Regions from separate parts of the Homo sapiens genome. Here region 1 is linked to region 2. Evidence: read pairs that join two places in POLR2A ChIA-PET (ENCODE). Cell type or tissue: K562. All regions are shown on one strand.

Evidence for each region. Peaks named below come from ENCODE experiments on the same cell type or tissue, not always from the same donor. Only the 100,000 strongest peaks of a DNase experiment are listed, where the experiment ranks them.
Region 1: POLR2A ChIA-PET joins it to region 2 with 5 read pairs; 3 of 35 experiments call an interaction of 5 or more read pairs at or near these places.

The regions. Positions count from the first base shown.
Region 1 is chr6:27,709,908-27,712,407 of GRCh38, reverse strand. LINC01012 (long intergenic non-protein coding RNA 1012) reads right to left here. Exons shown (of 4, transcript NR_038294.1): 4 at 2,186-2,284. LOC124901291 (a long non-coding RNA gene) reads left to right here and starts at 1,512. Exons shown (of 2, transcript XR_007059534.1): 1 at 1,512-1,734. In K562, no CTCF peak of the experiment used is centred here; no DNase peak of the experiment used is centred here.
Region 2 is chr6:27,830,163-27,832,662 of GRCh38, reverse strand. H4C12 (H4 clustered histone 12) reads left to right here and starts at 1,103. Exons shown (of 1, transcript NM_003541.3): 1 at 1,103-1,489. The coding sequence starts at 1,136. The coding sequence ends at 1,447. RefSeq lists enhancers at 794-1,619, 1,543-1,652. In K562, no CTCF peak of the experiment used is centred here; DNase peaks (open chromatin) are centred at 952 and 1,659; H3K4me3 peaks cover 1,528 bases.

The DNA.
Region 1 (2,500 bases), 120 kb after region 2:
GAGTTGGGCAGATCACCTGAGGTCAGGAGTTCAAGACCAGCCTGGCTAACATGCCGAAAATTCGACTCTACTAAAAATACAAAAAAAATTAGCCGGGCTTGTTGGCGCTGCCTGTAATCCCAGCTACTCGGGAGGCTGAGGCAGGAGAATCGCTTGAACCCGGGAGGCAAAGGTTGCAGTCAGCTGAGACAGTGCCACTGCACCCCAGCTTGGGCAATGAAGAGACACTCTGTCACAAAACAAAACAAAACAAAACAAAGAAGTGATGAATGAGCATTCATGATCAGAAATCAAAGACAAAAAGGGGTAGATTACATGACTGGGTGTTGCTATAGCTTCCACATATATGAGACCTTTACAGAAAAAGAAAAGAAAGACCAAAGAAATAAGCTTTTTTTTTTTTTTTTTTTTTTTTTTTGAGACGGAGTCTTGCTCGGTCGCCCAGGCTGGAGTGCAGTGGCACAATCTCAGCTCACTGCAAGCTCCGCTTCCCAGGTTCACGCCATTCTCCTGCCTCAGCCTCCCGAGTAGCTGGGACTACAGGTGCCCGCCACCACGCCTGGCTAATTTTTTGTATTTTTAGTAGAGACGGGGTTTTGCTGTGTTAGCCAGGATGGTCTGGATCTCCTGACCTCGTGATCCGCCTGCCTTGGCCTCCCAAAGTGCTGGGATTACAGGCGTGAGCCACCACGCCCGGCCCAGAAATTAGCTTTATCCACTTCCTGGGAGGTTAACTCTCCCGCTTCGGCCTCACAGAATCCAATGATCACTCACCAGATAGCAGAAATAGAGCATAGCTGAATGAATTTATGAAGTAAGGAAACTTATAAGTGACTTTTGTTGGGTCAGGTCCCTGACTCACTTTCAAAATTTGTGTATAGTGCATAAGTAAGGAGAAGAACACAAAAGTACTTGTCAACCCCAAAAAAGAAGGGAGAGATCAATCTGCTAATTAGCTTATCAATACTTAAAGATTTAACTGTAGTATTATGATCAGGGAACCAAATTATTTCATCACCTCCCCTCATTCTTCTTCTCCCTCCTTTCAGACCATTTTTTCTCCTAGCTTCTCCTTTTCCCTTGTACTCTCCTGAAAACTTTTTAAGAGGCTAATTAAGCCTCTTCCACCCTCACCCCAAGGCCAAGACATTCGGAATTTATTCCTGCCTCTCTTTACCTGTGACAATGCAGATGGATGCACAGAAAATATACTGTTTCTGGGTCTCAGGGAATAACTGAGGGAAGGTCAGCAACAAAAAGTTCAAGCAGAATGAGAGAAGGGCGCTAATCATAAAAATTCCACCCAGTATGAAGTAGGCTAAAGAGAGAGAGAGAGAGGGGTATAAGTTCTTTTCAGGGCTCTCTCTGGTTTCAGAGTCCCCCAGTTCTAAAGGTCACATAGTAAAGTTTGGTGGATGTCAGCAGGAAGAAGTAGTTGTGAGGGAAATGAGGGGAGGGAGCACTGAGGCTCAGGTTAGTAATGACATTTAGCCCTTCCTTTTTAAATCCAGGACTTACTTGGTTTGTGTTTGGGCATCCAACACATCGTCTTACCACTGCAGTCCATGAAAAGTGCACTGACAAGAACATTGGGATCTCCAGGTAGTTGTTTCTACCCAGGAAGAGACGAGGGAAGACCACCAAAGCAGTGTGGTAGCCGGGAAATTACAGATAAGGATCATGGCCCTGTTCAGTTTCTTCATCCACCACCCATGAAGAGGCATCGCCTAAGAAGTAAGTGGGGAAAAAGGGAGGAGTTTCTTTAAATTCTCCATATTTACTTCTCGCCCTTCAAAGACAATTCCTAATGATCCCTCGTTTCTAAAACTCTCTTAAGTCTTCCATTCAAGCCCCAATATCCTCTCTATAGTTTAACTCCTTATTCATTTAACAAATGCTTACTGCATGCCCATAATGTGTCATGCCTTAAGTTCTGTTATATTGTCTTTTAACTGACCCTAGTTATTATCCCCACCATTCTAGACTCCAGATTAACAGCACCTCCCCCAAATAAGTTTATCAGGCCCTTCCCCAGCTTGAAACTCCCCTAACTCCTTTTGATTACCTCTAAATATAATCCTTGGGGTAACATCCAAGCCCTTCCTTATTCTAGCCTCAGTCTATCTTTCCAGTTTTATTTGTCTGAGCATGGTGGTACACGCCTGTAATCCCAGCTACTCACGTGGCGGAGGCAGGAGAATCACTTGAACCCGGGAGGCAGAGGTTTCAGTGAGCTGAGATCGCGCCACTGCACTCTAGCCTGGGCGACAGAGCAAGACTCCATCTCAAAAAAATAAATAAATAAAATAAAATAAATAAATAATTTAAAAGTTTGTAAAGTAAAAGTTATAGTAAGCTAAGGTTAATTTACTATTGAAGAAAAATATTTTTTACAAATTTAGTGTAGCCTAAATGTAGTGTTTATAAAGTCTACAGTAGTGTACAGTATTGTCCTAGGTCTTCACATTCATTCACCACTCACTGACTCACCCAGAGCAAC
Region 2 (2,500 bases):
TCAAGAGCATCCTGTCCAACATGGTGAAACTTGTTCTTTACTAAAAATACAAAAAATTAGCTGGGCGTGGTGGCGCATGCCTGTAGTCCGCGCTAATCCGGAGGTTGAGGCATGAGAATCGCTTGAACCCGGGAGGTGGAGGTTGCAGTGAGCCGAGATTGCACCACTGCCCTCCGGCCTGACGACAGAGCGAGACTCCTTCCAAAAAAAAAAAAAAACCCCACACACAAAACCTACAAACACCAATTTTCTAGTTATAAGAGCTTGTTTTAAGGATTTTAATTCTATTCCAATTAAGTCCTAAAGCTAATGCAATTATCAAAATCTCGAAGAGATTTTATTCAAACTTCACAAAAGGTCTCTAAAGTTGTCCAGAAACCTTGGTGAAACAGATTAGGAAATTTGGAAAGGAAATAATGCGGAGACCCGTAGTACCAAATCATGAGACCTCTAATACAATTTTAAATATTAATGTAATAAAATTTAAATTTTGGTGTAATAAAATCATAAATTTCAATATTGGTCCCAAGTATAGAGAAAAAGTACATTTATGTTGAATGTGGAAAACATTATTTTTAAAATACAGCCGATTAAAAAATTGCTGGGGAACTGATTATAACTATTGATAATTCCTAAGAAACATAGACACCAAAACATCACTTTTATCTCTTTAATAGAAATTGGTTAAATTATAATCAATATAAGGAGGTTACAAAACTCCATATACAACACTGTATACATTTTCTTGGAAAAATATGTGCAACTGCTCTGCAAAATACATGATTAACTAGCCTGTGTGATGGGATAACATTGTAGTTTCTTAATTTCTTGTCCTTTCTTGTATTTCCCACAGTATTGATGTATATCTTCTGCGTTCAAAAGCAATTTTTTAAAGCCTCATAACGTGGTAACAAAATACTATGCACGTTACAAAATTCAGAACACGGAAACAAGAAGCTCGCTTTTTTTTTCCCCCTATTTCGGTTTGGCCCTTTAGATTTCCCCTCCCCCACCGGGGCGGGACTTCCCGCCGACTTCTTTCAGGTTCTCAGTTCGGTCCGCCAACTGTCGTATAAAGGCGCTGCCTCAGGCCAGAGTCCTCACAAAGCGTTGGGTGAGACTCCTCTTGCTCGTCATGTCTGGCCGCGGCAAAGGCGGGAAGGGTCTTGGCAAAGGCGGCGCTAAGCGCCACCGTAAAGTACTGCGCGACAATATCCAGGGCATCACCAAGCCGGCCATCCGGCGCCTTGCTCGCCGCGGCGGCGTGAAGCGCATCTCCGGCCTCATCTACGAGGAGACTCGCGGGGTGCTGAAGGTGTTCCTGGAGAACGTGATCCGGGACGCCGTGACCTATACAGAGCACGCCAAGCGCAAGACGGTCACCGCCATGGATGTGGTCTACGCGCTCAAGCGCCAGGGCCGCACCCTCTACGGTTTCGGTGGTTGAGCGTCCCTTTCTATCAACAAAAGGCCCTTTTTAGGGCCCCCACTTTCTCAGCTGAGGAGCCGTGATGCTTGTTTGCCCAGTTTCTCTTTACCATTTGTTCGCGCCTGCTGAGTTTGTGCTGCTATCGGAGCATGCGTCTCTAGTCGCTGTAAGTAGGCATCAGTCACTAATCGCTCTCCAGTAAATAAAATACCCAACACAACTTGTTTCAGGTGCTCCAGAGCTTACTGACATGGGCCGTCGCGCAGACTGTAGTGCAGTGTCATCATGGCTCACTGTAGCCTCCCGATTAGCCGGAACCTCGCGCCCACCACCACGCAAGGCTAATTATTTTTCCAAAGACCGGGTCTCCGTGTGTTTCCCAGGCTAGTTTCGATATCCTGGCCTCAATCCCCTCGCCTATGCCTAATGTTGGTATTACAGTAGTGAGCCACCACGCCTGGCCACGATACTGTTGAGGTTTTAGGGTTAGTTACATTTAAGGGGCAATTTTCGCAGTGTAGTGGGGAGGAAAGTCAAGCAGTTATAGGTTTCTGGCGCTGTGAATCCAACTGCTGAACATAGCAAGAACTTATTATGCAACAACCTTTAATCAGTGGACCGTAAATAAGTTTAGTTTATCGGTTTTGGCCCAATTCTTGAGAAAGGTGAGAATTTGAATCCTTGAGTAGAAATACGTAGCTTATCAGTACAACAAAGTGATCACAACAAAGACTAACTTATCCTTTGTTACTTAACGTGGGCAGAGCTTTACCGCTGAGAATTCCTCAGCCTTTGAGTGTTCTCTTATTTACAACTGAAGTTGATAAGATGGTATTAAAAGTGAGATTCCTAGTAAGTAAACTTAAAGGCCTGAAGGACCAGTGATTAATGGGAAGTGCTAATAAGTCATATTTGAGGTTATCCAACCCGAGATTCTGATTTAATTGGTTTAAGGATACTATCACCTTGTGGGTTAGATTTGAAAAATAATAATTGCTTTAAGGAAGGAACCTGTTGGTATTTAAACAAAAAACTTTCCTTCCTGATTCTTACATGCCGTCACTTAGACAA